Regions from separate parts of the Mus musculus genome. Here all the other regions are linked to region 1. A link is a loop called in an ENCODE intact Hi-C map of the cell type or tissue named here. Cell type or tissue: gastrocnemius. All regions are shown on one strand.

What was found. Peaks named below come from ENCODE experiments on the same cell type or tissue, not always from the same donor. Only the 100,000 strongest peaks of a DNase experiment are listed, where the experiment ranks them.
Region 2: a loop joins it to region 1, with 5 times the contacts of the local background. A loop is called at or near these places in 15 of 42 quality-filtered maps.
Region 3: a loop joins it to region 1, with 4 times the contacts of the local background. A loop is called at or near these places in 10 of 42 quality-filtered maps.

What each region holds. Positions count from the first base shown.
Region 1 is chr10:59,813,494-59,817,493 of GRCm38, forward strand. All of the region lies in intron 8 of Micu1 (mitochondrial calcium uptake 1), which reads left to right. Among named protein-coding and RNA genes, the nearest start is that of Gm23803, 2.3 kb to the right of the region's middle. In gastrocnemius, a CTCF peak has its summit at 1,533 (motif pointing left); DNase peaks (open chromatin) are centred at 470, 1,520 and 3,324; H3K27ac peaks cover 975 bases.
Region 2 is chr10:59,494,885-59,498,884 of GRCm38, forward strand. The region is part of intron 1 of Mcu (mitochondrial calcium uniporter); the gene reads right to left. Among named protein-coding and RNA genes, the nearest start is that of Oit3, 55 kb to the left of the region's middle. In gastrocnemius, no CTCF peak of the experiment used is centred here; no DNase peak of the experiment used is centred here.
Region 3 is chr10:59,449,584-59,453,583 of GRCm38, forward strand. Mcu (mitochondrial calcium uniporter) reads right to left here. Exons shown (of 8, transcript NM_001033259.4): 7 at 1,623-1,739. Among named protein-coding and RNA genes, the nearest start is that of Oit3, 9.8 kb to the left of the region's middle. In gastrocnemius, a CTCF peak has its summit at 2,387 (motif pointing right); a DNase peak (open chromatin) is centred at 2,523.

The sequences.
Region 1 (4,000 bases):
CACTTGGAGTTAATGCAGGGCTTACAGTTTCCCCTTACAGCCCTAGTTTCCATACCAAAGCCTAGTTTTTAGAAAATGAGTTTCCGATTCAGCCTTTAATCCCAAGCATAGTTCATGCTGTCTCCTACGCGCAAGGACTCCCTGTGGGCGTGGGAAAGAGGTGATTGTTACTGTCCTTTCTCAATCAGCTTCTCTATGTCGCCTTTTCTAATTTACCCTTTGGTAATTTCATAGATGCATATAAGGTGTTTGCGTCATAGTCACCCCCACCTTCTTCATCCTCCATCCTCCCACTCACCCCGTCCCCCAGTCCCTCTGGACCGCTTCTTCCCAGCACACCCCTCTTATGGTCCTGCCTTTTATTTCTTTAGACTCACTGAGCTTCACCAGGGTAGCCCATGTGAACATGTGCATGGGTAATTTACTGAAGCACAGGCAACTTACCAGGGACCGCTGACAAAAAGTGACTCACCCTGCGCCAGCAGCTGGCCGGCATCAGCTGCCCGAAGCTCGTCAGCCAAGGGCTGGGCCGCATGAGTCCCTTCCCCATTATATGTTGTCTTCATAGAAGGTGATGTAGTTCTCTGTCATTGTAGCTGAAGGGAGGCTGGAGAGATGGCTCAGTGGTTTAAAACGCAGGCTGTTCTTCTAGAGGACCCATATCAGGTGGCCCACACCACCTGCAACTCTGGCTCCAGGGGACCAGGTGCCCTCTTCTGACCTCCATGGGCACATATATACTCACATACACATCATACGTTCACACAGATATACATAAGCAAAAATAAGGATAAGATCGTGTTTTTAAATGTATCTCAAGGTAACAGAAGCAAGTCTGATGGCAGACCTGTTGCTAATACTGGTGTGCATAGTTAATGTCCACTGAGCTCTTTGTGTGTGCCAGGCTGATTACTATCACACTTCAGCAAAATACAAAGCACAAACATTGGATGGATGCACCATCAACTTATCACAGAGAAAGAAAGAAAACGCTGTTGAGTTTGCCACAAGAGAAGTACTTTCACCATGTCCGTATCTTTCCCCATCAGTGAAGATCAAGCTTACAATACTCCTCTAGTCTTAGACTTCTGGTACGTGGAGTTCTTATGCAGACAAAAAGGGAAATGCAAGTAAATGAACTAATAAACTAGTCTGAACCGCCCCTCCTTGGAGAGCCAGCACCTCTGGCTGTTTCGTTCTGAATCGGCCTATCAGCCTCCCCACATCTGTTGTCCTTTGCACTGTCACAGCATTGGTGATACAGCAGTTTGAAAAGAAAATTCCACAGTTATCTGGAATTTTCTCCTAAACTATTGGCACCCATTCTGCAAACTCTGACTTGTTTCTGCAGGCAGAGACAGCAAGGGTACAGTTGCTCTCTAGTCAGTAACAATCTTAGGCAGTCTGCTGATTTCAGAGACACTAGACTGTGCAACTGGGCAATGGCCCCACAGTTAAGAAATAGCCTTATCTTTCCAGCTCCCAAGTCAGGCAGCCCACAACCACCAGGATCAGCTCTGAGGGATCTGACGCCCTCTGCTGGGCTGTGGAAGCACTCACATTACCAACATAGTTTGATGATGATGACAGTGGTGCTGAAGATGTGGCATGTCTGCCGCTGTAATTGGCAGCAAGAACCTGGGAGAATAGGGCCTAAAAATGAGGTGAACTAAGGACTCGTGCAAAAGCCAACTTTATTCAGAGCATCCGACAGTTTTTACTCTGAGTGTTAAGAATCATGTGGATGGGCGGGTGAGATGGCTCAGTGGGTAAGAGCACCCGACTGCTCTTCCGAATGTCCGAAGTTCAAATCCCAGCAACCACATGGTGGCTCACAACCACCCGTAATGAGATCTGATGCCCTCTTCTGGTGCGTCTGAAGACAGCTACAGTGTACTTACATATAATAAATAAATAAATAAATCTTTAAAAAAAAAAAAGAATCATGTGGATGAAGTGTACAGTCACAAGGACAAACCTCTTGTGTTTTTCCACAAAGGCGTAGAATAACTACACTTAGGAGAAGCATGAAACACATGCCAAAAACAGTTATGTGTTTCAAAGAAGCCAAGGTCACAAGACTCTTGTCTTCTTAGGGTTTTCTAAAAAGCACTCAGAATTCTCATTCAACTCCATCCTTGAACTGTATCCCAACAGTTAAATGTGTGTCCTGCAGAGCACCTGAGTTCAGGTCCCAGCACCCATATCAGGTGACTTACAACCTAACTCCAACTCCAGGGTATCAAGTGCCTTCTACTCCGCCTTCTACTACACGCTCGCTTGCGCGCACATGCGCGCGCGCGCGCACACACACACACACACACAAGCACAAATCTCAAAACAATAGTAATTCTTAAAATGTAAAAGATTATCTCAAGGGGGCTGTGGACCCAGCTCAGAGATACAATGCTTGTCTCATGAGCCATAAGGTCCTGAGTTCAGTTCCCAGCAATATATTTTAAAAAAAAAAAAAAAAGAAAGAAAGAAAAGAAAGGATTCACACCATCCTGGGCTACCTAGTGAGATCCAATCTCAAAAAGTTAATTAAGTAAATTAATTAAAAGTAAATTAAAATCTGAGAAAAGATCAATAGAGATAATTTTACATGTATTATCTAGCTTAACTTTGGCAGTAACCTCAAGAGAAAGATACTGTCATTTTACCCACATTATAAATAAAGTAACCAAGGCTTGAAAGGGTTAAACAGCTTGCCTGGAGGTACACATTTGGTATTTGTCCAAGGGAGGAAAAAAAAAACAGAGTCTCTCTGACTGCCAAGGCAATTTTCTTGCTGCCATGTTATATTGGATTCCCTTCTATAACACACCAGCAATACCTTTGAAGTGGATGCAAGGGATAGCCTGATCCTTCCATAGCCAGAAGAGACTATGGGGCTGCATAAAAGTGTTTTCCAGGGGCTGCCAGATTCAGAGACTGGATGCAAGGACCCCCAGGAGTCTGGACCCTGAGACTCAGATTTCTAACTTAGAGGACAGGGTCTTTCTGTGTTTTGATCCAGCTATTCTCACTTCCCTATGGGGCACAGTGCTATGCTAACGCTTTACTTAGCATCTCTCCTTGCGTGGATTCTATAAAACTTGATGACATGGTAGCTTTCTAATAGCAAGTGGCAGAAGGCACAGAACTTTGCTGATGAGTTCTTTTGGTTCTCACTTTAATGAATAAGTGTACCTGCCAGTCTTGCCTAATTTATCACTCCAGCCTGCTTCCAGATCTCAGTACAAATTGTTTTGGCTTGCATGGAACTGCCATCCCGCCCACGAGCTCCTGGGAGCTTGTCGCTGTACTTGGCTGTGTGTATTGTTTCTTCCGGGCTTGTTGTATGTGAAGTGACCCTGCAAAAGCAAGCTGTCCTTCCTAGCCAGCAGAGCCCATACCTAGGCATCTCCTCAAAGCTTTAGGGGATACTTCAAGATCCACCCCCCCGACCCTGAGGAATGAATACCAATTCTAAAGAAGCTGTGCCATCTCCCCCTTAGGCCTACTGCATTCTCTACTGCAGAGTGTGTCTTAGTTGCCCATTTGGTAATAAATTGGTACGTAAATTGTGTAAATGAGCCAGAGACACATTCAACCAAAATTATTTAATAAGCACATGCTATGTGACCCTGCACTTGTGTAACCGACCAAATAATATAAACCACAGACTTTTACTTCAAGAAGTACATGATAGTGGGCTGGGAGATAGCTTAGTAGGTAAACTGCTTGCTATGAAAGCACATGGACCAGCACTCAGGTCGTTGGAGCCCACATACAGCCAACCATAGCATGCTGATACAACCCCAGCTCTCCTAAAGCAGGGTGGATGGTGAGTCTAGGTGGTGAGTCAATCGAATCACCAGGAGCCCTGGGGCCAGCTAGCCTGGCATATACAGCAGAGAACAAGAGACCCTGTGGAAAACAAGATAGGACCACCACCCAAGGCTGTCCTCTGACCCCGGTATGCTCATGCATGCACACACACACACACACACACACA
Region 2 (4,000 bases), 320 kb before region 1:
AAAAGCCAGAAGCCTCTATGATTTTTACGAATTGTCCTTGGCGATATATATATATATATATATATATATATATATATATATATATTGCAGTCAACAGTACACGACATGATTTCTGTTAGATGCTGTAGAGCATGGACTGGCGGGCCAGCCACCTCTGTTTGTAGAGTTTTAGTGCAACACAGCTGAGCTCACTCATGCCCACTGCAGGTCGACTGACTCTCTGTCTGAACAGCAGATTTCAACAGCAGCGGTGAGAGGAATGAGTAATTGCAACAGAAACCACGGGGTCTTAGAAAGCTAGAACGTCTGTAGTGCAGCCCCTTAAGAAAGCCTTAGCTGGCCCTTGCTATAGAATACAGCTTACATGGTGTGGGGATAACTCTCCAGACCATTTCTGTAGTGATACTGACAATCGCAACTAAAAATTATATTTAGAGGCAGGTTTTCAGTGTTGCACAGGTTGGCCTCAGACCCCTGGGCATAAACCACCGTCTTCCTCAGCCTCCCAAACAGCTGTGACTTACAGCCACCATCCCAGGCTATTATTTATTGAACCGTCCACACACAGATATTGGTCTGTAATTTTTTTTTAAAGATTTCTCATGAGAAATTTGTTGAGACTAACATAAACAAAAATGATTTTGTTCTAGCCATTTCTCCTTGAAATATGGTAACAATACAAAGGAAAAACAACAAATCAAACACAACCAGGAAATGGGTAATGAATGCTCATCATCCTCACCCCCATACCCTGTGATCCCCAGACCAGAATTATCCATGCTGCATCTTTTTATTCTTGATATGTCACAATAAAATAGTAAGCTTTCTAGTTTTCTTTTGTTCTAAAGTAGCAAGCATCTCATAAATATTTGGCCAATATTAACATTAAGAAACACATCAGGAAGTTTGCTGGGAGCCAAGAATGGTGCTAGATTTATATGTATATGGTATGTGTATATTAGCTCCTGGGAGAGGGACACAGGAGTTCAGGGCTAGCCTAGATGACAGAAACAAACCACAAAATCAAATCAAACACAAGTTTGTTAGTTTGTTAGGGATGTGGAAGAGTGCAAGCTTAGCATGCATAAGCCCTGGGGTGGATTCTCAGCTCTTCAACCAAAACAAAACCTGAGCAAACCAAGCAAGCAAGCAAGCAAACACCAACGAACAACAAAATAACTAACAAATAGTTAATAAAAAGAAAGACATGCTAGGTAAACAGTGCATATTCTTCATATAGGGAGTGACCAAAATCAAGGTGAAGAGAGAGAGTCTGTGGATGGCATAACAATACCCAGGGAGAGAAGTCTCTGGGAGTCTCTGGGTACCATCAATGCTAAATAAAGAGATGGGCTAGCACCACAGACCCTTGCAAAGAAAGTAAGTTTTTATTTTTTGTAAAGGGCAGTCCACATATCTGATAAGTAACCTGAGAATGTTAGGGAAGTGCAAAAACGTGTAATTAATGTAAGAAATGCATAAGGCCACCCTTCCGTGTGTGCTTGGACAGGTTACCTTTAACCCTCACCCAGGAAGAAAAATCTCCAGCGGTGTCAACTTAGAATACAAAACGCTGTAACGTTATCTTCCCCCAAGTCATAGGACTTAAGCTAATTCAAAACCTTTCAGTATTAAAAAGAGATATCCCATGTCCTTAGATCCCACAATTAAATCCAAGTTAATGCTACTTTTGTGTCCCTTACTGGTAACATAAATTAACTTTCCCTTCATCCACCTTACACAGCCAGAAGAGCAAACCGACCAGAGACCCAAGAAGACACTAAGTCTAATCAACCCCTCCAACAGTCCCAAATATCCCAATTAGATGTGAGATAAAAGACCCAAGAAGACACTAAGTCTAATCAACCCTCCAACAGTCCCAAATATCCCAATTAGATGTGAGATAAAAGAAAGAGGAGAGGAGAGGAGAGGAGAGGAGAGGAGAGGAGAGGAGAGGAGAGGAGAGGAGAGGAGAGGAGAGGAGAGAAGAGAAGAGAAGAGAAGAGAAGAGAAGAGAAGAGAAGAGAAGAGAAGAGAAGAGAAGAGGGGAAGAAGGGAGAGGGGGAGGAAGAGGAGGAGGAGGAGGAAGAGAAGAAGGAGGAGAAGAAGCAAGAGGAGGAGGAGGAGGGCAGTAAGGATAAGATTCATTTATAATACAGCTTCCTTTAAGACCGAGTCTTATTTCGGAAACAAATACATACTAACTACCCCAAAGCATACTGTACTAACCAGGCCAATGAGCTTAGATGAATAGCTACTATTTGTCCAAAGCTGAAACGTGGCCAGAAAAAGCCTCACTGTGCCACAGTCTAGATCAGTCAGATTCTACGTCCCTGTTACACGCTGTTACATCAGTATGATCCACACGCTTATAAAAACGGATCCTTTCAATGCTGTCTCAAAGTGTCTTTTTCAAGACCAGAGTATTCATCCAGCTGGGCTAGCTCAGTGGACAAAACGCTTCACCTTCTGAGGACTTAAGAACCTGAGTTCGAGTCACCACCGTACCCTAGCCGACACTTCTCAAGGAAGCTTCCTACCTGACCAGAGGCAAGGCCAGCATTCTGAACCCCAGAAGACTCTCAGCCAGATCAGAGACCACACACAGAGCCGGAACTCCAGCCCCCTTGGAAGGAAATGCTCTGTTCCACCAGAGACCATCCAGGCCATCAGAAAACCAGCACCCAACGCAGGCAGAGACCCTCTACTTAACCACAGGGCACTCCAGCCAGAGGACCAGAGAGGAAACAGAAACCAAGGAAGAAACACCCATCCCAACAAAGACAAACCCAGAACTCAGCACCTAGGCCTCCAATCGCTCAAAAGCCCAAATGTCCGATTAAGAACACAGTCACCAACAGCCAGGGCACCATGTCGCCACCAGAGTCCAGCCATGCTACTAAGCAAGCCCTGGATATTCTAGCACAGTTGAAGCACATGAAAACATCCTTAAAACTAACTTTATGAAGATGATAGAGGACCTTAATGAAATAGATCCCTTAAAGAAAACAAGGGAAAGACAATTAAAAATTGGAGGAAATCAATAAATCCCTTAAAGAATGTCAAGAAAGCCAAGAAAAAAACAAACAGTTGCAGGAAACAAATACAACTGTCCAAGACCTGAAAATGGAAACAGAAATAATAAAGAAAACACAAACCAAGGGAAACCTGGAGATGGAAAACCTAGATAAGCCAACAGGAACAACAGATGCAAGCATCGCCAACAGAATACAGGAGATGGAAGAGAGAAAGAATCTCAGGTGCTGAAGATACGATAGAAGAAATAGATACATCGGTCCAAGAAAATGTTCAATCTATAAAACTGAGAACATCTAGGAAATCTGGGATACCAAGACAAGGTCAAACCTAAGAATAAAAGAAGGAGAAGAAGATTCCCAGCTCAAAGAATAGTTTTAACAAGCTCATAGAAGAAAATTTCTTAATCGAAAGAAAAGCATGCCTACAAAGGTACAAGCAGCTTACAGAACACCAAATAGACTGGGTCAGAAAAGAAAATGCTCTTGCCACGTAATAAAACACTAAACACACAGAACAAAGAATATTAAATCCACAAAGGAAAAAGGCCAAGTAACACATAAAGGCTGACCTATCAGAATCACACCAGCTTCTCGAGACAGGTAGAAAGCCCTAGGAAACTTAAGGACAGAGAGAAGTGCTGTGGGTGTTGTCTTCCAGATGGAATTGATCAGGACACATGCCAGCTGTGACTGCCTGAACATCCTTCCCTCCGTCTCGTAAAGGAAGGGAGGGAGACGGAGAGAGGGGAGGAAGGGAGGAAAGGAGGGAAGCCGGAAAGGAGGAATGGGAGGGAAGGAGGGAAGAAAGGAAGGAAGAGGGGAAGGAAGATGGAGGGAGGGAGGGAGGAGGGAGGAAGGGAGAGAGGAAGGGAAGAGGAAAGGAGGAAGGGAGAGAGGGGAGGGGGAGGAGAGAGGAGGGACACAGGATAGGAGAGGGTCAGTTGGGAAGGGAGGTTGATGGA
Region 3 (4,000 bases), 360 kb before region 1:
CAGTCAACTGAAGCATCTTTAGAGCCTGTCACATGCTTGGGTCTCATCCTTAAGTAGTTGTATTAATTAGCATGGGTGGGGCTAACGTTCCTCTATTTGTACTGGACTAGAGATGACTGGTCAGTATTACCTGTGGCTCAGAATGACCTCATGCACAGCCACAGAAGGCAATGTGCACTTACACACACACTACACATACTCACATGTACATGATCATGCACACTTACAAACACACATAAGACATGCACAGATTACACACACACTCATTTACACATAGATGTACACACACACACAGAGACACACAAACATATGTACCACACACAGACACACACACTCATATGCTCACAAACACACGGACACACTCACACAGACACATACATATGTACCACACACACAGACACATACAGAGAGACAGAGACACACATACAAACACATTCACACAGACATGGACACAAATACATTACACAGATAAACACACAAAACACACATAAATGGACATACACTCACATACCACAACCTTCCCCACCAACAGACACACACACACCACAGAGAGACATGGACATACACATACTCACACCACACAGACACAGACACACACGTATACCACACACACACACACACACAAACACACCAGAGAAGGGCAGCCAAACACTCTAAGGAAGAAAGGCCTTCTGGTAACTGTTGAAAACCTCTGCAATCTCAAGACTATGGGGAACAAATGAGGATTTAGTCACCCAAATTAAAGGGACTGCAGGAGTTTGAAAGAGGGGCTTCTGTGGAAAGGAAGCGTGTCTTTAAAACGCATCCCCCGGAATGACCTCACGAGTACCCTGCCCAGCCCTCCTCGGCTCTCCCACAGTGCAGTTTGCTTTTGGCTTTAGCGTCCATCCAGTTGACTTGGAAAGACTTTGGATCAGTCATTGTAGAGAGAATAGAAGAGGAAAACAACAAGAAAACAGAAAAAAAAAAGGGTCTGAAGAACTGACTATGAAAAAAGGAAAAAAAAAATAGCTCTAAAAATTCCAGTGTGTTTGTGTCAACAGCACAGCTGGGGCTCACCATTTTCATCACGGTGAGGGCACACAGTGTACAGGTGCCTGAGAGGCTGAGGTTGGAGTGTCACCTGGAGTCACAGGCCAGCCTAAGGCGGGCATCCAGACCTGTCTCTTCAACCACAAACAGCAAAGCCAGCCGGGGGGCAGCTCTGCCAACAGAGCACTTGCCCAGCAAGCCTGGGGTTCTCACCTCAACCCTCAGCATCTCCTAAACCTTCGGTGGAGTCAATCCTAAAGGAAGGTGGAGGCAGGAGGACCAGGAGTTTGATTCATTCCCAACTGCTATACAGTGAGTTCAAGGATAGCCTGGGTCACAGAGGCCACTGCCTTAAAACAAACAAACAAACAAACAAACAAACAGAAATATATCCTTCTAACAGGAAGCCAACCCCCTTAAAAAACCAAAAAACAACCTTTTAGCTAAATAAAGTTTTAATTAACCACCTTTATACTGGAAACGGTCGCCGTCTCCTTCCCTCCGCCTGCCCGATTGCAGGACCACGGTTATCAACGATAACAATGCTATTGAAGACAGGGCTGGGCTCGTTTAATTCTCATAGGACTTACCTGAGCAATTGCATCCTTGAGCTGATTGTATTTCTCTAGGTCGAAACGTGACTTTTTGGCTCCTTTATGGAAAAATAATAAGTATTGTCTGTCTCTGGCTTCTGGATAAACATATTCCTACAACACAAAGGAGAAATTAGCCATTAGTCCTCAATAGTAGTATTCTAAAGACATTTATTAACTGCTGGTTGATAATTCACTGTTGGTTAGACTCAATACAATAAGCATTCATAGACAGACCCACATGCTGTGTTACATATTTAGTTATTTCTTAAATGTTGTTTGCCTTTGTGTTTCCCTGGGCTCAAGCTATCCTCTTCCCTCATCCCCGCAGGCAGCCGGGACTACGAACACTTGCCCTGTTCCAGGCTTTGGTTGCTCTTTCTCGGCCAGAGTCTATTCATTTCCAGTGCTTCGTGGTATTGTACTGTAGCCCACCAGAGTGTTATTGTCTCCTCTACCACGACTGAAGCTGGGATGATTGCAGGTATGTGCTAGCATGCCTGGACTCACCAGATCTTCTTCTTTCAAGGAATTTGCTGTCTTACAAAGATTCTTCAGGCTGAGAATGAATGTAGTGTGTCATTGTAATGATCCTGAAGTGTTTAGATGTTGCTTAACAGTCATTTAGCTCATGGTGCTAATTAGAGATGCTAGTTAGGTAAGCCAATATTTAGCCTAAGGAATTATGTACATTTAACCGGCTGATGTTTCTGGTCAGAGGTGTGACCAAACTGGTTACTACTGCTATGTCATAACTTGTCACTTGGGGGCAGTAACAATACTCTGGAAGTCCAGTGGAGCAGGGACACAGGACAGACACAGCATTAAAGCTACGAGTACAAGATAATGAAGAGCTGCCACTGTGTTCCAGACTAACACCGCAGTCATGCAGAGCCCCAGTGAGCGTGTACAAAGCAGAGCTCTCTGGGGCAGTGCCACCCCCTCAGCCCCTCCCACCAGCCCAAGCAAGTCTCTGTGTACATCAGGATGACCTTGAACTTGCAATACTCCCCGGCCTCTGTTACCTATGCGCAAGAATACTTCTTTTCTCTTCTTTCCTTTCCCTTCCCTCTCCCCCTTCCCCTTCCCTTCCCTTTCCTTTTCTTTTTTAAAGATTTATTTATTTATTATATGTAAGTACACTGTAGCTGTCTTCAGACACACCAGAAGAGGGCATCCCATCTCATTACAGATGGCTGTGAGCCACCGTGTGGTTGCTGGGAATTGAACTCAAGACCTTTGGAAGAGCAGTCAGTGCTCTTAACCGCTGAGCCATCTCTGCAGCCCCCGCCGCTGGTATTTCTACTGTTATTCTAGATCCAGGTGACTTCGTTTTCAGAAATAACTACTCACAAATGAACTCAACAGAGGGAAACGGGATATAAACATTTATCAGGAAGGGAAGCTTGGGGGCAGGACACACTCGGGTTCAGTTCCTGGGCCTACGGTTTTCAACATGTAATTCTTTTCCTAACAAGCCTTACTTCTTCATCTGTAGAATGGGTATGTAGTTACAGAATTGAGACTAACTAAATGAGTGGCTATATATTCATGCTTTTTGATATAAAATATATGATTCACCTCGGAAAAAGGTGCACAGACATTTTTGCAGATGTGAGAGGGCTTAATCTTTTCATAATCAAAGAAATGCAAAATCCATAGGGAAATGCCATTTTAAAAATTTTGCTGACTGACTGGAAAGAATACATCAAAGAGTTTCTGAATTTAAGATGTAACTGGAAAGGTTCTAGTGTGTGCCCAAGGGTGTGGCTGCCTTTTATTTTCATTTGTTCACTTCATTCAGTCCTTGAGATATAAGGAACCACACATGTTATAGAACAAGGGAGTGAGATGTGGATGACACCAGGCTATGCAGGTGTGGTGGAGCACATGAGTAACCATGGCACACTGAAGGCCCAGGCAGATGCCAGGCCACACTGAGTTACAAAGTGTGAACCTGTTCCCCAAAGCAAGCAAACCACAGCTTTACACACACACACACACACACACACACACACACACACACACAGACACACACACACACACAGACACACACACGTAAAAGATATTATAGTCTCCTTTGAAGGAAAAGACACTGAACTAATAATTGTGATAACGCACAGTGCAAGAACAATAGAATAATACACTGCAGTGTTTCACGGGAAACGGGAGACAAGGAGCTGTAGGAAACTGGTTAGACGTTTCTGAAAGGTGGAAATTCAAGTAAGCCTTGAAATAGAATGGAAAGGAACAAGGAGAGCATTCCATACTGAAGACTGGCATGGGGAGGGGAGGGCAGAGGAGGGCAGAGGAGGGAAGAGGAGGGGAGGGGAGAGGAGGGGCCCCTGGGGACTAGAACACAGTGCAAACACAGG